Linked DNA regions of Mus musculus: region 1 is linked to region 2. The links are chromatin loops, found by intact Hi-C in ENCODE. Cell type or tissue: left cerebral cortex. All regions are shown on one strand. Each heading gives the region's core, and the rest is flanking DNA. Links, peaks and the distances in the headings are about the cores only. Region 1 has its middle 40 kb from the start of 4930424E08Rik. Region 2 holds the start of Gm41253 (a long non-coding RNA gene).

Evidence for each region. A loop is a pair of places that touch in the nucleus more often than their neighbours do. Peaks named below come from ENCODE experiments on the same cell type or tissue, not always from the same donor. Only the 100,000 strongest peaks of a DNase experiment are listed, where the experiment ranks them.
Region 1: it touches region 2 in a loop (7-fold over the local background); 9 of 42 quality-filtered maps call a loop at or near these places.

Annotation. Positions count from the first base shown.
Region 1 is chr14:120,671,473-120,682,002 of GRCm38, forward strand. No RefSeq gene overlaps it. Among named protein-coding and RNA genes, the nearest start is that of 4930424E08Rik, 40 kb to the left of the region's middle. In left cerebral cortex, for the core only: a CTCF peak has its summit at 7,770 (motif pointing right); DNase peaks (open chromatin) are centred at 4,522, 7,252 and 7,798; H3K27ac peaks cover 386 bases.
Region 2 is chr14:120,805,191-120,815,720 of GRCm38, forward strand. It overlaps Gm41253 (a long non-coding RNA gene), which reads right to left and starts at 1,102. Exons shown (of 6, transcript XR_874981.1): 1 at 902-1,102. It also overlaps the pseudogene Gm18076. In left cerebral cortex, for the core only: no CTCF peak of the experiment used is centred there; a DNase peak (open chromatin) is centred at 4,352; H3K27ac peaks cover 537 bases.

The DNA of each region.
Region 1 (10,530 bases), core at 1,295-9,294, 130 kb before region 2:
TGTGGACCCTCTCAGTCACCTTCCTCTTAGACCATGACCATTCCTAAATTCCAGATACCAATACTTAGAAGCACATTTTACCTGCAAACCCCCAGGGGCCACACCTACCAGGATTCCAGAAGAATTTCCTACCAGGTGACACAGCCATCACACTTTCCCAAGAACCAGAAACGGCAACAGAAACCAAGAAACAAAATACAAACCCAACAAAGACAAGACCAGATATCAGCATCCAGAACTATAAAAGTGCCATGCCCAAAAGCCTAGACATCAGTGTAAAACACATTAACATCCAGGACAATATGTCTCTTCTAAAGCCCAGCATCACTACCACAACAGGGCCTGAGTATTGCAGCCTTATTGAAGCACAAGACAAAGATCTTAGAATATTTATCCTTTATGAATATATAACAAAGGTCTTTAAAGAGTAAACAGATAAATCCCTTAAAGAAATCTATGAAAACACCAACAAACCATGTAAAGAAACTAATAAAATAGTTCAAGGCCTAAAAGTGAAAATAGAATCATTAAAGCACAAACTGAGGGAACTCTGGAAATGAAAAGCTTAGGAACCTGAGCAGGAACCTCAGAGGCAAGCAACAGAATAGAAGAAATGGGAGAGAGAATCTCCGTATTGAAGATATGATAGAAGCAACGGATACCACTGTCAAGGAAAATAATAAATCTAAAAATGATTCTGGCACAAAACATCCAGGAAATCTGGGACACTGTAAAAAGACCAAATCTAAAAGTGATAAGAATAGAAGGAAAGAAACCCAGGTCGAAGGTACAGAAAATATTTTCAACAAATCATAGAAGAAAAATTTCCTAACCTAAAGAAGGACATGTATATCAAAGTATAAGAGGCATACAGAACACCAAATAGAACAGAACAGAATTGAAATTCCCCTGGATACATAATGATCACTTAATTACAGAACAAATAAAGCATATTAAAAGCTGCACGAAACAGTGGTCAAGTGTCTTAGTTTGGGTTTTATTGCTGTGAAGAGACATCATGACCAAGGCAACTCTTATAAAGGCAAGCATTTAATTGGGGCTGGCTTATATAATTCAGAGGGTCAGTCTGTTATCATCATGATGTGGCAGCGTGGCAGGATATTGGCAGACATGGTGCTGGAGGATTCAAGAGTTCAACATCTTGATTCAAAGGCAACCAGGAAGAGACTAGCTCTAGCAGGAAGAGACTAGCTCTAGCAGGCAGGCAGCATCAGGGTCTCTTTCATACTAGTGGAGCTTGATCATAGGATTTCAAAGCCAACCTCCATAGTGACACACATTTCCTCCAACAAAGCCACACCTATTCCAACGAGGACACACCTCCTAATAGTGTCACTTCCTAGGGGCCAAACATTCAAACACATGAATCTATGGAGGACAAACCTCAGCAAACCAAGTAGTATCGGAGAGCAGGCCTATCAGAATTATGCATGATGTATCTCAATGGAGACTCTAAAATCTATAAGGGCCTGGACAGATGTGCTGCCATCTCTAAAAGATGGCAGATGTCAGTCCAGACTACAATACCCAGCAAAACTTTCTATTACCTTAGATGGAAAAAATAAGATATTCCATGTTAAAGCCACTTTTAAACAATATCTATATTACAAACGCAGCCCTACAGAAAGAGCTAGAAGGACAACTCCAACCTCAGGAGGTTAACTACACCCATAAAAATACAAGGAATAAATAATCTTAGACCAACAAAATCAAAATAAGGGAAATACACACAACAACAACAAACAGGAATCAACAATCAATGGTTATTGATACCTCTCAATAGCAATGCTCTCAATTTCTCAATTAAACAAAACACAGACTAACAGGATGGCTATGAACTGGATCCATCCTTCTGCTGCATCTAAGAAGCAGACCTCAAGCTCAAGGGTAGACATTACTTCAGAGTAAGGGGCTGGAAAAGATGATCCAAGCGAATAGATCTAAAAGTCAGCCTGGTGTAGCCATTTTAATATCTAACAAAATAGACTTCAAACCAAAACTAATCAAAAGGAGTAGGTAATGACACTACATACTCATCAAAGGAAAATCTACCAAGTGAACACCCTGAATTGTATACTGATGCTCACACACTTATAGTGGAAGACTTGGGTACCACACTGCCACCAATAGATAGGCCATCCAGGCAAACACTAAACAGAGAAAAGCTGGAGCTAACCGACATTATACATCAGTGGAACTAACCATTATTTGCAGAACATTTCACCCAAACACAAAAGAATATATCTTCTCAGCGCCTCAGGGAGCTTATTCTCAGTAGCTCATGACTTTCTTCAAAACTGGCCACATAGTCAGACACAAGTTACTCTCAACAGAAACAAAAAAACTGAAATAGCACCCTGCCATGTATCTAACTACAAAAGATTAAAGCAGAATATCAACAAAAAACAAAAAAAATTAAAATTTTTAAAAAAAGAACAGAAATCTTACGAACTCATAGAAACTGAACAACTCACTTCTGAATGAAGATTGGGTCAAGAAAGAAATTAAAGGAGCTAAAGGGATCTGCAACCCTATAGGTGGAACAACATTATGAACTAACCAGTACCCGGAGCTCTTGACTCTAGCTGCATATGTATCAAAAGATGGCCTAGTCGGCCATCACTGGAAAGAGAGGCCCATTGGACATGCAAACTGTATATGCCCCAGTACAGGGGAACGCCAGGGCCAAAAAAAATGGGAATGAGTGGGTAGGGAAGTGGGGGAGAAGGTATGGGGGACTTTTGGGATAGCATTGGAAATGTAATTGAGGAAAATATGTAATAAAAAATAAAATAAAAAATAAAAATAAAAAAAAAGAAATTAAAGACTTTCCAGAATTGAATGAAAATGAATTCACAACATACTTAAACTTATGAAAAAGAAGCAAGTTCATAGTACTAAAAGCCCACATTATTTTTTTTTCCATTTTTTATTAGGTATTTAGCTCATTTACATTTCCAATGCTATGCCAAAAGTCCCCCATATCCACCCACCCCACATTATTTTTAAAAAAAAGAATTAGAGAGATCTTATACTGTTAATTAAGAGCACACCTCAAAGCTCTAGAGAGAGAAAAAGAAGAAGCCACGCCCAAAAAAGTAAACAGCTAGAAATCATCAAATTCGGGCTGAAATCAACAAAATGGAAACAAAAAATGCAAAGAATTAATGAAACAAAGAGACAGTTCTTTGAAAAAGTCAAGAAGATTAACAAAACCCTTATCCAAAATAATTAAAAGCCAAGAATAGAGAATATCCAAATTAACAAAATTAAAAATGAAAAGGGGGTCAAAACAACAGACACTAAGGAAATCCAGAGAATCAGAAGAACATACTTTAAAACCTGTACTGTAACAAATTCAAAAGCCCAAAAGAAATGGATGATTTTCCTCATTAGATACCATCCATCCAAATCAAATCAAGATCAGATAAGTAATTTTAAAAGACCTATAAATCCTAGTGAAATAGAAGTAATCATTAAAAAAAATCTCCTTACCAAAAATTAAAATACATAACAATAATAATAATAATAATAACAAAACCTGCAAGACCGGATAGTTTTAGTGCAGAATTTCACCAAACTTTAAAAGAAGAGTTAATGCCAATACTTCTCAGATTATTCCACAAAAGAGAAACAGGAGGAACACTGCCAAATTCACTTAATGAGGCCACAGTTAGCTTCATACCCACACCACAAAAGTTCCAACAAAGAAAGACAAATTTGCTTTTTGAACATAGACACAAAAACTCTCAATAAAATGCTTGCAAACAGACTCTAAGAACATGACAAAGTCATACACCGTGATCAACTAGGCTTCATCCCAGAGATGAAGGAATGGTTCAGCAGATGTGAGCTGAGAACTGCAATCCACCATATAAACAACTTGAAAGAAAACACACACACACAATCGTTTCATTAGTTACAGAAAGGGCCTTTGAAGGAAGGTACTCTCCATACTTTAAAGGAAAATTGTAAACACCAACTCAACCACAAAAGCTTTGATCTACAATGGTGTTCTACCTACAAGATAGGCTAGGGCAATGGTGGCCAAAGCTCATGAGAGCAACCAACCAATATCAAATTTTACTTAAGGCCCACTCTACTAAGAGGAACCCATAGCTGACACTACTTTGGTGATCAAGAGACTGAGGCTAGGTAGCCAAGGGACCCATAGAAAGACCAAATACTACTGTTCTTTTAAAGAAAATGTTAGAATAAAATGACTCTTAGTGACATTCTGTATGTACTCTTAGATCAATCCCTTGCTCAGCCATCAATCAGAGAAACTTCATCCTGCAGCCAATGGGAGCAGAGACAGAGAAACACAGGCAGAGAGTAGGAGACTCTGGAACACCCTGAGATACAGAGAAACACAGGCAGTCATCATGTAGAGTGTGAGACTCGGAAACACCCTGCCCTACATGGGACATCTCCATCAAATTCCTCCCCTCAGAGCTCAGGAAACCCCTTGGAAGAGGTGGCAGAAGGAGTGTGAGAGCCAGAAGGGAGTAGGAGGAAGAGGTGGCAGAAAGGAGTGTGAGAGCCAGAAGGGAGTAGGCCACGGAGAAAACAAGACCCTCTAAGCCAACATGATCAAAATTCACCTGAGCTCACAGAGTCTGAGTCAGCATGCACAGGGACCTGCACAGGTCTGCACAAGTCTGCACCAGACAGTGTCTTAAGGAGACATGAATGTATGCCCCCATCCCTAACCCAGAAACAACTTCCAACTGATAACTGCTTACAAATGAAAGTTCAATTTTCTCCAAAGGAATCTCAGTGAGGAAACAAACTTCTCTTAAGGGTAGGCTGCATGCCCAGCCAGCCAGATGGCCAACAGGAAACAAAGTCAAAGGCATCGGTGGAGGCTGGATGCTCCTGTCTCGCGGGGTCATGTCACGGCTTTTCCTTTAAAAAAAAAACCATATATATATATATATATATATATATATATATATATATATATGTATGTATATATATATGTGTGTATGTATGTATGTATATGTATATGTATATGTATATGTATATGTATATGTATATGTATATGTATATGTACATGTACATGTATATGTATATGTATATGTACATGTACATGTACATGTATATGTATATGTATATGTATATGATGTATATGTATATGATGTATATGTATATGATGTATATGTATATGATGTATATGTATATGATGTATATGTATATGTATATGTATATGTATGTATATATATTATTATTATTATCCTATAAGTCCTTTGAGTAAATATTAAGGCTTCCAGCCTAGTGCTTCTACGGGCTTTCTGAGTGTGCAAACAGAGTGGGTCTCTGTCTCTTGTGCCTTCTCTTGGACTCTTTTCCTTCTGTTTGTTTGTTTTGTCCAGTTCTGCTGTGTTCTTTTTGTTGTTGTTGCTTTATCTTATTTTACTTTAGTTTGTTATATTGTATTATCATGCCTTTGAAGCCTCTTTGTTTTCTAATGAAAGACAGAAAAGGGGGCATCCACATGAAAGGGAGGGTGGGAAAGAACTGGGGGGAGGTTACAGGAAGGGAAACCGGAATCAGAATATATTATGAGAAGAATTCTATATTCAATAAAAAGAAAAATAATACAATATCTATTATCAATGGGGTACAATAAAGTATCTGGATGCCAGATTATGAAAACTCTTGAGATAAATAATTAACATAAGAAAATCAAGAAATTACCACTTCCTGCTCCCCATTTTGACCATCAGAACTGCAGAAATTACCTAATAAGGCCACTGGGCGTAATGCCGCAGACAAGGAAAGAAATGGGGAAATCCCCAACGTTATAAAAGCTTAATTGAAGTCAAAATTAAATGTGACAGTTCTTGCTCTACCTAAGACGCAGGGACCTGGTGCTCACCGCCTAGGAAACACCTGCTTGGATCTTATTTCCCTCTGCATTCACAGAGGTCCTGCTGGGCAAGTAGGCAAACTCCACAGTCACACGAAACCGGAGTATGAACTAATCCGTACATCTTGGTTCACTAACCCCAAAGTGTCAATCGCCAAGACTGAACTTGCAGATGGAAGGCAGGGCTGCCTCTATGTAAACGCTGGGTGGGCCATGCAGTCGCAAAAGCAGCTCCTTCAGGAGGACAGAATTGAGGACTTCCTGGGAGAGCAAGGATTGCTGGTGCAGGCACTGCCAGCCAATCAGGAAGTGCTGTTTAGAAGAGCTGCTTTCTTGGGACCAATGGTGGTGGCTGGAGGGTATGAAAGGAGCTTGCGGCAGTGCTCTGAGAGCTAACTTTGGCTGTTTCTCACCTGCTCCCGGGAGTCTGTGTTGTTGGCTCTGCACCACCTCACCTCCAACCCCCAAGGGCAGGTAGGGTCCATCAGCAAGGAGTCCAGGACGGAAGGCTTTGCTTCTTAGCCAGGCTTACTAAGAAAGGCCCTGAGGTTGCTTTGCCTATGAGGCATCACAACCGTTCTGGTCTTTTTTTTTTTTTTTTTTTTAATGCCCGTTACCAGCACTGTTGAGCACCACTGACTGGACAGGAAAGGAGGCAGCCAGCTTCCAGTGTCCTTGACCACGCCACTTGATTATTTGGGTGGCAGAAATGCTGCTTCAGGTATACATAATATATTCATGTTTCACAAGCAGCATAACTCAGTCTTCTGTCATGAAAATAATGTCAGTTATTATAATACATAGCAGTCAGATTAGCTAGGCTGTAGAAGAATTGTGTCCTATGCTTTGGTGGCTTCAGACAACAAAAATTCATTTCTCACTTGAATAGCATGTCATCATTCTTATCTGGGGGCTCTACTCTCAAAAGGACCAAAAGCTGATACAGTAGCCAGCTTTCTAGAACGTGACAGCTCTCGGCCAAATAACGCAGTAATTCTTTAACCTTCTGCTCATATTCCATGACACATCACTAAATATTCTTGAGTTGAAGTCGCAAGAAGGAATAAAAGTCCGGATGTTTGCGAAAACACCGATCATCATCATATTCCTCTGAAAAAGTCGACCTAGTCTCACCAGGAAGAGATCCTGAGAAAGATAGGAGGTGGGAAGGGCTGTTAATCAGGAGGCAAGGAACAGATCTGAGAGGCAGACACTCAAACATGCTGAGGGGGGATGGATTGCCATGATTCTCAGTCACCGGTGTGACCTATATTTAGCTTTTGACAGTTGCATGTGCACCAGAAATCTTCCTTCTCACCTTCCCCTACTTGGCTTTCTAACTGGCAAAGAACGGCAGGCAGTGAGGGTGATAAGCTCACAACATAGCACGTGTGCACGTGCGCCTGGGTGTAAATGTGAATCCTCATATGAAAGCCATGTGCCTGTGTGTGAATGTGCATCCTCGTATGAAAGCTGTCAGACGAGCCACGTTGTTATAGTAATTCTGCGAGAAAATGACCAACAGTAAGCTGTCTGAGCCAGACAGCTCTACTTATGACACCTGTGGGTATCCGTGCCTTTCCCAGCTGGAGATCTATGGCTACTGAAGAGGGGTTAGGTGGACATTTGTAGAATGAATAGACATTTGTAGAATGTAGAAATGAGTGAGAGCAAAAGAGAGACCTCCAGCTGAGAATGGGACCTGGAAAACAGAATGCTAGATTCTAGACCCAGATTCTCTACTAAATAGAAGCAGAACTTATAGCACATAAATATTTAAGCCAGTGGGCAAAGAGTGGGCTAGTCTATAAAATGTACACAGAAAACCAGAAAGCTATGGGGGAGGAGACAGAGGCCTGCCTGCCTGCCTAGCCAGAAGAGGGTGCCATATGCATGGAGCTGGAGTTACAGGTGGGTGTGAGCCTCCTGACATGTGCTGGGGACCAAACTGTCGCTTGGGAAGAGCAGAATGGGCTTTTCATTGCTTAGGCACTTCTCCAGTTCCTGAGCATCTTCTTAACAGAATATAACTAGGATTCAAAAAAAGAAATGAAAGTTTAAAATAAAATACAGCCTCCATTTTTATCAACCGATTCTGAAAATGATACCAATTCAGCATTGGTCAGGATATAATGAAACTCAATATTTAAAAAAAAAAAGGAGAAATAAATACTATATATTAAAATGTCTGCAAGTATTGTGTTTGGGTGATTTTGCAGAAATCTATCACTTTTTTAATGTACTGGGTTTTTATAATTTATGGTATTATTTTTTTGTTGGGAAGCTCTACTTCCTGCAAAAATTAAGTTATTGTGACTACCTTAACTCTCCCATCTCAAATATCAAAACTCCAAAGAGACAGAAAAAAACGTTTAACGAGTAGGTATCACCCAGTGAGGTTATGGTTCACCAAGCAGGGAGCTAATAAAGTGAACAGCACTGCTTTCCAAGCTACCACCTTGGGAGTTTCCCAGCCTTTAATCCCAGCACTCGGAAGGCAGAGGCGGGCGGATTTCTGAGTTCGAGGCCAGCCTGGTCTACAAAGTGAGTTCCAGGACAGCCATGGCTATACAGAGAAACCCTGTCTCGAAAAACAAACAAACAAACAAACAGAGAAATACAACTCACAGGAAGCCTAGCAGGCTCTCTAAGTGTAAAAGACTGCGTTGCAAATCTAGAAAGAAAAAGCAGATAGATTTTCAGAGTAAGGGCATTTCTGGGGTGTATCCTGATGCCTAAAGTACACTCCAAGGAGGAATGCTCTTCTGAATGCTGAGGGAAGACTCTCCCAACAGGACCAATAACAAGGACTGTTTTTGTCAGGCAAGCTCCAGAATCTCACCAGATACTGGCTACGGGGGGGGGGGGGGGTCGCAGTGATGAAACAAAAATACCCCTATGCCCAGCGCTCCTATCCAGGGGACAAATCCTATACCCACTGCTCCTAGCTAGGGATCATTGTACCCCAAGGGCCCTTTGGCAATGGATGGACTTTTACTGTCTACACTCACATAGGATGCTAGCCGCAGCTGCTAGAGAGAAGCTGAAATGCTTGGCAACAATGCACAGGCTGTGCCTGCATGGAGTTCTACATCAAAGCAAGACCCAAAAAGTTCAACTGTTTCCAAGGAACTTTTTCCAGAACTCAGTTCAAGAACATTTATAAGAATTATAAAAAGGAATACTCACAATGTCTGGAATGCAATTTAAAAAAAAAAACTGCTAGGCATGCAGAAATAGAAAAACATAACACACAATAAAAAGAAAAACCATTCTATCTCCACCAAACCAGAATTGAGACATTGATTTACCAGTCAGGACATTAAATCATTATTATAACTGCATTCCTTATATTCAAAGAGCTAAGTAGAGACAGAGATAGTATTTTTTTTAAAAGAGCCTAAAGCTAAACTTTTAAAGAAAAATTATAAATATACTGGCTGGTTTTATGTAAACTTGACACAAGCTAGGGCCATCTAAGAGCAAAGAACCTCAATTAAGAAAACTTCTGCATAAGCCTGGGCTGCAGGCAAGCCTGTGGGGCATTTTCTTACTTAGCGATTGATGGGGGAGGGACCAGCCCGTTCTGGCTAGTGCCATCCCTGGGCAGATGGTCCTGGGTGTTATAAGAAAGCAGACTGAGAAAGCCATGAGGAGCAAACCAGTAAGCAACAGTCCCCCACAGTCTCTGCATCAGCTCCTGCCTCCAGGTTCCTGCCCAGTCTGAGTTCCTGCCTTCACTGCCTTTAATGGTATACTGTAATGTGGAATGTAAATGAAATGAAGTCTTTCCTCCCCAAGTTGCTTTTGGTCACGGCGTTTCATCACAGCGATAGAAATCCTTAGATGAAATATAGGCCAGATGGGACTGAAAGAAAGCCAGAGTTCACAGGATGAGTAATACACTTGAGTAGGTAACAGTGGGTACTGTGCAAAGAGACATGTAAAGAAAAGGAAATTTTTATTATATTTTTATTTAAAAATTTTCATATAGTACATTTTGATATTTTCCCTCATCTAAGTCCTCTCACATCATTCCCACCTCTCTGCCTCCCTCCCCCTGTCCCTCCCTCTTTCACCACTTGTGATTGCTTTCTTCTCCCTCCCAAGTGGGACTGAGGCGTCCAGGCATCCTCACTTGGGCACTTCAGCTTGTTGACCTTTTTGAGTTCTGGGGCTGTATCTTGGGTATCTTACTTTTTTTTTTCCCTAACATCCACTTATTAGTGAGTACATACCATGCATGTCCTTTTGGGTCTGAGTTACCTCACTCAGGATGATATTTTCTAGTTCCATCCTTTTGCCTGCAAAACTCAGGATATCCTCGTTCTTAATAGCTGAGTAGTATTCCATGTAAATGAACCACATTTTCTGTATCCATTCTTCTGTCGTGAGACATCAGGGTTGTCTCCAGCTTCTGGCTGTCACAAATAAGACTGTTATGAACATAGTGGAACACGTGCCCCTGTAACATGGTGGGGCGTCTTTTGGGTATATTCCCAAGAGTAGTATTGCTATGTCTTCAGGTAGATCTATTTCCAATTTTCTGCGGAATCTCCAGATTGATTGCTAGAGTTATTGTACCAGTTTGCAATCCCACCAGCAATGAAGGTCTGTTCCTCTTTCTCTGCATCCTC
Region 2 (10,530 bases), core at 1,070-9,069:
ATTTTCTTAATCTATTTCAGTCAGTGTAGAGAACGAATTCTGGCAGCCAGAGCCGAGAGCTAGGCAGTTTTTGCCTCAGTCCAGTTTCACTCTCCGGGAGGCCAGTTGCTTGAAGGTCATAGTAAAAGAACATAAAATAGGGCTGTATCAATGGTCAGTGACACAACACAGCTTTTCCTCATCAAACCACACAAACTGAACAGGACCAGTCAGAGGGTGTGGTTAACAACAGTGGTAGGAACGAGAACAATCTGTTGGAAATTAAAACACAACAGGCTCTTTGGGAGACGGTTCTGCGGTTCCTCACAGAGCCAGCAGACTGATCTCACTGCCTCCTCCTTAATATTTACCCAAAGGGACCAAAAATTTATGTCCACACAAAACCTCACACAGGTTCGTTGATGATGGTACTGTGCATAGCTATCCAGACTGGGAAACAATCAAGATGCCAGGCATGGTGACACATGACTTTTAACCCAGTGCTTGGGAGACAGAGACAAGGTCCCTGTGAGTTCTAGGCCAGCCTGGTCTACACAGTGAGTTTCAGGACACCCAGAGCTATACAGTGAGACTCTGTCTGAAAAGGGGGCAGGTGGGACTCAGCAGGCAAAAGATAAACTGAGATGTAGCAGGAAAGGAGGGTCTGGGCTGCCTCTGTGTAAACACTGTGGGGCCTTGCAGCCCCAAGAGCATCTCCTGCAGGAGGACCTAATTGAGGACTGCCTGAAAAACCAGCATCTCCTATAGGAGAACCTGACTGAAGACTGCCTGAGAGAGCAAGGATTGCTGGTGCAGGCACTGCCAGCCAATCAGGAAGTGCTGTTTAGAAGAGCTGCTTTCTTGGGACCAATAGTGGTGGCTGGAGGCAGTGCTCTGAGAGCTAACTTTGGCTGTTTCTCACCTGCTCCCGGGAGTCTGTGTTGTTGGCTCTGCACCACCTCAGCTCCAACCCCAAGGGCAGGTAGGGTCCATCAGCAAGGAGTCCAGGACGGAAGGCTTTGCTTCTTAGCCAGGCTTACTAAGAAAGGCCCTGAGGTTGCTTTGCCTATGAGGCATCACAACCGTTCTGGTCTTTAAAAAAAAAAAATGCCCGTTACCAACACTGTTGAGCACCACTGACTGGACAGGAAAGGAGGCAGCCAACTTCCAGTGCCCTTGACCACGCCCCTGACCACGCCCCTGAGGCGTCTACATGGAAGCGGTCTCCTCAAGAATCCCCTCTTGTCAGAGAAGCTGGGTTGGTTTTACTGGGTGCACAGTCTGGGTCGCGACTGTGGGGGGTTCAGAGTGGACTAAACCAGAAGGTCACAAATGTCCCCGCTCTGAGCAAGCGTCACCTGTTGTGTCCATAACAACCTTGTCTGAGACATCTTAAGACATCTTATAGCCTCTCTGTAAGAGTTCAATTTTGCTTTCCTGTGCTGTGATACACACCATGACCAAGAGCACCATGAACAGCGTGACCAATAGCAACATGGGATGTGGGGCTGTGGGTGTTGAAGGGAGCTGCTGTCCTGCCAGAGTTCCTGTGCTCTGGGCGGGCAGATGCAGGAAGACTGCCAAATGCTTTCCACGTGGCCCCAGGCAACTGGCTGTGTGAAGCCACTGACCCCACGGGGGGGGGGGGGGGGAGGGGGGGGCGTGTTGCGCGCGCTCAACTGGCCAGGAAGAACGACGCTGCTACAGGATCCTTCTGCACATGTTTATTCAGTCCTGTTTCTTCTTGTTTATATCTCCCTTGTTTATATCTCCCTTGTTTATATCTCCCTTGTTTTTATATCTCCCCCTGTTTATATCTCCCCTGTTTATATCTCCCTTGTTTTTATATCTCCCTTGTTTTTATATCTCCCCCGAACCCTGGGCCTCTCACTCTTTTATACTCTCAGTTCCCATCCACGCACAGCAGGCCACGCCACCTCACCAGGCACGCAGCTTCAGCTAATCAGGGCAGCAGGGGCAAATCTCCACCAAATTGGATTCACCTGTATCCTGGTACACCTGCGCAGCACTCAAGATGTTTGTGTCTTATATGAGGAAGTCAGGTGCAAGTCATATGACTTAGCTGCAGTCCCTGGCGCCTTTGGGACTGCCGCCACACCCGCTCCCCACAGGGGCGGACAAGGGGCAGCCCCCAGTACCAGGTTCTCGGTCTCTGGCATCCCATGCTCCATACGGCAGAGGAGCTGAGAACAGAATAGGGGCCTCGGAGCAACTCTCTCGGCCTCAGAGATACAGGAAGAGGCAGAGGGAGAGAGATTCCCATGCAGGCGAGAGTCCTTAGTCTGGGCCTTGTTAAACAGAGACAATCTATGGTTTTAGAGCTTTATTGTAGAAAGGCAAAAGGAAAGAGAAAAAGTAGAAAGAGAGAGAGGAAAAACCAGCCATGGCCAAGAGGAGAGAAGGGAAAGAGAGAAAGAGAGAGAGTAAGAAAGGTGAAGGCTTAGAGAGAGAGAGGTAAAAGCTTAGAGAGTAAGAGAGAGAGTAAGAGAGAGAGAGCGAGGTGGGGCCAAGCAGCCCCTCTTATAGTGGGCTTGTTATCTTGCTGTTGCTAGGTAACTGGGAGGAGTCTAGCTTGAAGATCAGAAGCTTGGGACATTGTGTACATGACTGCTAGCCACGAGCCTCTCTTGGGGGGCTGTGGGGGCTGTGGGGGCGGTAACTTCGACAGGAGCCAGGGGTCCAGGAGACATGAGGGAATGTCCCATGTAGGTGGGAATTACCACCCATCGGATTCTGGGGGAGGGGGGAGGATCAGACCTCAACTCGACTGGAGACCAGACTGTCTGTGCATAGCCCATTGCCTCACAGTGGGGAACAGAGGGTTTAGTTCCTCTCACAGGTCATCCTCCTTCCATTCAAGAAGCCAGGACAGGAGCTTAAGACAAGAACTAACATAGAAAACACAGAGGAATGGTGTTTAATGGCTGCTCACTCTGGTTTTCTCAGCTACCCTTCTTATACATCCCAGGCCTACCTGTCACCCACCCAGTGCTGGTGCTGCCCACAGTTGGATGGGCCTTCCCACATCAATTAGCAGTCACGAAAATGCTCATAGCCAATCCAACTGAAGCAATCCCTGCAGTATGGTTCCTTCTTCCCCAGTGTGTCAAGCTGACACATGAGGCAAGCTACGGCAGTAGGCAATCTCCATTTTTGGTCAGTTATGTTGAAGCTCTTGACTCTGCGAGTGAGTAACTCAAGCCAGATCCTGGTGGAAAGGGCTTCTTTTTCTCCCCATGCCCCTGATTTTTTTCAGCTTTTTATTCTAACTTAACATCCCTAGAGAAGGGGCTCAGTGGTAAAGGGCATTGCTGCTTTTACAGAGGGTGAAGGTACATTTCCCAGCATTCACAGGGCAGCTCCTAACCCACCCTAACTCCAATTCCAAGGGACTCAATGCCTCTTCTGGCACCTGGTTTGCACATGGTGCACACACATACATGCAGGCAACCATCCATACTGTAATAGGACCCCAGACCTTAGCACAACTGACTCCATTAAAACCCAGCATGTAGACAGTACCATCAGCCAAAACAAAAACAAAAACTTAATCCATCAAAGTCCATAGCTCTGGGAAAGTCACTAACTGTACTAACCTTGCTTTTTGGCTTCTGTAGTTCTGCTTCTGGCTAACTGTTCTTGTCAACTGAAGAATCTCAACCCAGAACATGTTTTTTTGTTTTTTGTTTTTTGGTTTTTTTTTGGGGGGGGGGTGTTGGTTTGTTTTTGTTTTTGTTTTTTATGCTTAAAAGCTCACCCTGGGAATAGCTGTGGGTTACACTGGGAAGACTTTTTATTGACTTAAACCTATATCCAACAAGTCTTCTCTAATGGATATCCCACAACAATACATGTAAAAAATAATAATAATAACATTTAAAACCACCAACTGGGGCTGGAGAGATGGCTTAGTGGTTAACAGCACTTGGTGCTCCTTCAAAGTATCCAGGTTTGATTCCAAGCACCTACGTGACAGCTCACAACTGCCTGTTAACTCCAGTTCCAGGGAATCCAAGACACTCTTCTGGCCTCTGAGGGCACAGGTCATGCTCATGGTTCCCACATATGCATGCAGGCCAAACACTCATACACATAAAACAAAATAAAATAAAATAACTACCTAATACCAAAATGACATATGACCCAAAAGCCCCAGGCTAACCTTCTTACTCCAAATCGCCCCTTAGGGCTGACAACCCATATGTTTTCTGCTTTGTCTCTTTTTCCTCAAATTGCTGACTAAACTTCATCAACAGGAGGGAGGAGGCGGAGGCCCATATGACTGGAGCATCCCTTTCCAGAGAATCAGAGCCTTGAAAACAAGGACTTGTACCACCCCCTCCCACAGGTGGCCCTGTGCCCAGTCAGAGCCTCACACACCATGCCTGAATCGGCTGCAAATGATGTAGGAGATAAACGTAGCAACCCACAGGCCTTGAAGATGGCAGCTTCACAGAATTCATACGGCCCGCAGTAGCTTAAAACTGAAGCAGGAACTAAGATGCTCTGCCTAGGAGAAGCATGCTACATGGCTTAAGTGATTGTCCTAGTTACAGTCACTACTGCTGAGATGACACGCCGTGACCAAAGCAATGTGGGGAGGAAAGGGTTTATTTGGCTTACACTTCCACATCGTTCTCCATTGTGGAGCGGTGAAGCATGCCACCAGACAGAAAACCTGGTAAGGCTGGGCGGATTCAGGAATCCTCATCATTGAGAATGGTACTTAAATCTACTCCCAACCAGGCTCCTGTTCTGGAACGTGTGACCACGACACCCCATTGAGTAACTTAGGGACAACACCTGAAGTTCTTCCTCGTGCAGATGAGGCATCCCTAGAGTCTCAGACCAAGCCCATAGAGCGCATCTGCCTCTAGATCCCAACCCACACCCAAATGTTGATAAGGTCCTATCCACAAGGAATGAAGTGCATGAGTTATTTCACCAAAGATCGTCTGAGAGTGCATATCTCATCGAACTGTAACACTCCAGAGAAGAGTATTCTCTTCCGAAGCTGACATGGCTGGACGCTGCTCGAGCAGCTGCAGCCACTTCCTGTCCAGTGGCCCCGACTTTGGCTCCTAGCCTCCCTACTACCTCCCACCTCCTGCAGCCCCAGAAGAGGCCCAGCAGCCAGCCCTGCTCCCGCTACCCCTTGGAGACCTGCAACTCTTTGGCCTCTTCGGCTGGGCCAGAGCCCCACAAATCCATATGGATAACACCCAATATGTAGACCAGCTGAAGGAAACCAGGACAGGAACTAGAATTAGGCAGGATCCTGGAGGCAGGAGCTGATTCAGAGCCGGTGGAGGAGTACTGCCTTGCTTATCGTGGCTTGCTCAGCCTGCTTTCTTCCCAGGACCTCCAGCCCAGGGATGGCATCACCTACAATGGGCTGGGCCCCCCAGCACTGATCACTAATGCAGCCGGATTTATGGCAACATTTTCTTAATTGAGGTTCCCTCCTTTCAGATGACCCTAGTTTGGGTCAAGTTGACATAAAACTAGCCAGAAAAGAGAACAGGGATGAAAGTTGCTGGCACCTGAAAGACATGAAGTCTTTGCTCTACAAGAAACCCCGTGGAATGATCACAGTCAGCTATTGGATGGGTCACACGGCCCCCAATGGAGGAGCTAGAGAAAGTACCCAAGGAGCTAAAGGGAACTGCAACCCTATAGGTGGAACAACATTATGAACTAACCAGTACCCCGGAGCTCTTGTCTCTAGCTGCATATGTATCAAAAGATGGCCTAATCGGCCATCACTGCAAATAGAGGCCCATTGGACTTGCAAACTTTATATGCCCCAGTACAGGGGAACACCAGGGCCAAAAAGGGGGAGTGGGTGGGTAGGGGATTGGGGGGCTGGGTATGGGGGACCTTTGGGATAGCATTGAAAATGTAAACGAGGAAAATACCTAATTAAAAAAAAAGAAAAAAAGAAACCCCGTGGAAGGGCAGAAAGGTAGCCTAGTTGCCTAGCATGCATGAACCTTGGGTTCCATTCTCAGAACTGCATCAAACCAGATGGGATGATCCACCCTTGCAATTCCAACACTTGAAAAGTCAAGCCAATAAGACTGGAAAGTTCAAGGCCATCTTTGATTGGGTCATCCTTAGAAATATAGTTCAAGGCCAGCTTGGGCTACATAAGATCTTGTCTCAAAATAAAACAAAATCATAAACTACCATGGGCTGCTAAGCTAAAATCCCCTTTAATTAAAAAAAAAAAATAGAACAATGCCATTATTAGTCACTAAGCCAAGATTTATTATAAATTTTACATGAAGGAATTCAATTATCTAAGATGAAGGGGAATGCTTTTACCCGCATCCAGTGTTCAAATGAAGGTCATTATTGCTCTCCAGCTTTGCATAATGATTCAAGCAACAAACTTGAATTGCTTTCTTCGTATCCTCCAAGACACAGGCCTGGTTGCTATTCATTAATATAGGTGTTTTAAAGACAGAATTCAACTCCTCGGTGAGCAAAAGACCCAGCTGTAAAAATATCCCAAGTGCCCACGCCAGCACCTCTGTGCAATCCCGGCATATAACGCCATGATGAAGTAAATCTGTGTGTGACTTCAGAGTAAACAGGTCTCTAAGATTCTGCGCCATGCAAACGTCCACTTTGTCCTGGTGTTTGAGCAAAGCACCTGCCTTCCTGGTGGAGGAGCCAGGTGCGCTTGGTCGGAAGCAGACCACGTATTGGTATAGGACCTGGTATGGGCCTGGGTAGAAACTCTATACCTTGATGAACCAGGGTAAGTCTGCTTTTATGTTCCCTAGACACCATGCTTCTGGGTAACGTTGCATCAGAAAGCACATTCCTCTTAACAAAAATTCGCAAATTACTCATAAATATGAAAATGTTTCACAAAATATAAGGCATCCTGCAAATACCAAGAGTTTCCTATTCCATCCTATTCAGGGTGGATTATAATCATTTACAACACTAGTGTGCTGGTATTTCTCAAATACCCACTTTACCAATGATTTAAAAACCGGTAAGTTGCCAGGGTCAACAGTTCATAATCAGTGTGGAAGCTCTAACCCATAGCTTTGCTCTGTTATGCAGAGCCTGCCTGTCTACCTGTCTACCTGAGCTTGTCTGACCCCTCAGAGAATTAAGACCTCTATCCTGTTGACAAAACTCCCTCAAGGATGGAGCAGAAGGTCAAGCTCCAAGTTCAACAGCATCTATCAAATACTTGCTTTGTGTGCATGTGCACCTGTGTGCACACACACATATAGAGGCCAGAGTTGACCCTAAGCATCTCCCACAGACACTTTCCACCTCATTATTTTTGAGAAAGGGTCTCTCATTGATTGGTCTAGACTGGCTGGCTAGCAAGCTTCCCCAATCCCCGTGTCTACATATCCCAGCACTGGGGCTACAGGCTCATGCTACTACAGCTGATCTGTTATGTGAATGCTGGAAACTAAGCTCCCATCCTCATGACTGAGCCATCTTCCTGGCCAAATAATTTTATTTTTAATTGCCGGAGGCTAGAAAAATGGCTCAGCAGTTATGAATACTGGCTGTTCTTCTGGATGACCCAGGTTTGACTCCCAGCACCTTCATGGTGGCTCACCACCATCTGTAACTCTAGGTTCCTGACCCGCCCAGCAGGTCCAGTTATTCAAGGGTCTCAAGGGGACCTTCTCCTAAGAACCAAATGGGGGATAGAGAGAGACGAGAACTTTGTGCAATGAACGACACACGGAAGCAGTCTGAGTAACATCAAGGTCTCACTGTATTAGCAAGGCTCAAGGTTTAAATGCACAAGCAAAAGGGGAAGTACTTCTCAGCAGGAGGAATGGGACAGCGGAAATTTTTCTTTTGGCGAATACACGGGGAAGCAGGAAGTTGGCGGTATCAGGGTACATCTTGAGGTCAGGACATCAGGCGCTGACTTAGGGCTGGAACAATCTGTGGTTGTTCTCAGAGCGGTGCATCGGTGGCCCACTTTTGACCCCCTTTTCTTCTCGGGGGTGGGGGGAGAGGCCCAATTCAGAGATCAGGACAATAGTGTTGTCTTAATAGCTCCCAACAGGTTCCCAGAAATCAACTGTCCTCTTCTGTACTCCATGGGAACCAGACATGTGGTACATAGACTTACATCAGGCAAAACATACATACACATAAAAATAAGTAAAATCTAAAAAAAAAAAAAAAAAATTAAACTAAGAACCACTAGCTGGTGTCAGGGACCCTTAGCTGCCAAGGCTGATAACCTGAGGTTTGCCCCTAGGATGCACACGGTAGGAGGTGACCCTTGACCTCCATATCCACACAGGCAAATACAATAATAAGCAAACAAAAAAAAAAAAACCAAACTTATTTTACAGTGGGCAGCTCACAACTGCCTGTAACCCCAGCTGCAAGGAAATCTGATGCCCTCTTCTGGCCTCCATAAGCTCCTGTGTGCGTGTCACACTGATATATGCTCAGGCACCTGTGTGTGTGTGTGTGTGTGTGTGTGTGTGTGTGTGTACATGTGTGTGTACATGTGTGTGTACATGTGTGTGTACATGTGTGTGCATGTGTGTACATGTGTGTGTACATGTGTGTGCACAATCACACATAAAATAAATCTTTCAAGATAAATGAAAAACTACCCACTTGCTGTTCCCTCTTTGAAATGACACATGATGAGTCCCCACCATTGCTCAGGTGTCTTAATGAGAAGGAACCTGTGGTGCCACCCCTGAGCCATCTCTCTGGGCCTGCCCTGCAGCTTCCTTTCTTCGTAAGCCAGAGCTCTTAAGAACGGCACCGTCACTTGAGAAATGATTGTCATCTTTCTCAATAACTCTGATGAGAAGCCCTATTTTTAACTCAATCTAAAATACATTAGGGGAGCCATCTAGTGTTTTGAAGTTGGCAGCTAGGCGCTGTGGAGAATGTCCCCACTCCCTAAATTTGATTTACCATCTGTGTTCATTTTCTGTGTTCTGAAGCATCAACAGGGTTTATACTTCATTTGGGGGTGGAAATCGGTTTTCAAAAATCACTCATTAGGCTGTTGTTTCCTAGTATTTGGAACAAGGAGTTTGGGTCCATGGTTGCAACAACCCCCCCTTTCATACTGGGCGCAGCATGGTAACAACACGGGCGTGCTTGGTGTGCTTGAAGCGAATGAATTGTTTGTTCAAAGCTTCCTGAACAAGAAACCTTTTTATAAGTTGCTATTTTTCCGACACCAAAATCTGGCTATTAGCAGCACAAGTGACAGCTGATGTGAAATCTCAGGAGCTTTAGTAAGGGTCACAGAACATATTCTCCACCTTCTGGTTCATGTTCACCGACTTCCCAGGAGCTCGTCTGAGGTGTAGAGTAGACTGGCATAAAACATTTAATGAACTGTGACTCTGTTACATTCCGGCTTTTGCATAAACAAGAAACCATGACCACAATCATTCTATCGTTCTAAAGTGTGTGTGTGCGTGTGCGTGTCTGTGTGTGTGTGTGTGTGTGTGTGTGTGCGCATGTGCGTGTGGGTGGAGGTGCATGTGTGTGCATGTGCGTGGGTGTGGGTGGGTGTGGTGTGTGTGTGTGTGGTGGTGTGTGTGTGGGTATGTGTGTGTAAGCATGTGGCTAGCTAGCTTGACATCCAGTAATGACCCTTTCTCACACAAAATGGAAGATGACCCAAGGTTGTCCTATGGCCTCCCCATGCACTCACACTGTGGCAAACACTCACATGTGTGCACAGAAGGGCATGCCTTTCTCACACACACACACACACACACACATGTACATGCACACACATTTAAGAAACATAATGAACATCTATTTCATCCTCCCCAAAGGCTTCATCAAGGCCCTGGGTGACCTTTCTCCCACCTCCCTCCAGTATCTCTGAAGGAACTTTTGTTCTACTTTTTTTTCCAGACTTTATTTATTTTTCTTGTATAAAAAACCCACACCAGCCATAGCTGGAGCCTGGATCTTCTGAACAGAGACTCTGGTGTGGGTTTTCACAAGATGATCAGTGAATTCCTGATAAGGAGACTTGGTGAACACAGTCTCTTTCCAGAGGTCGGGGATCAGGTAGCTGTAGGTCTTGATGATGGCATCAAAGGTGGCCTTGGCAAAGTTGCCCAGGATGACAGTGCAGCCTCTGGCTGAATGCCAGGGCCTCTGAGGGCAGGGATGAGACGCACCAGCACAGAGTCACAGTGGCCTGTCACCTTGTAAGCAACAGTGTGCAGCTTGCCAATCTTGTTCCCCCAGTAGCCTCTCTGCACAGGGATGATGGAAAGCTTGGCCAAGATGATGGCCCCTCGGATGGCAGTGGCAACCTCCTTGGAGCACTTAATACCAAGACCAACGTGACCATTGTAGTCCCCAACAGGGACAAAAGCCTTGAACCTGGTCCACTGGCCAACCTGAGTCTGCTTCTGCACTGGCATGATTTTCAGAACCTCATCCTTTAGGGATGCACCCAGGAAGAAGTCAATGATCTCAGACTCCTTAATGGGCAGGGAGAACAGGTAGATCTCCTCCAAGGACTTGATCTTC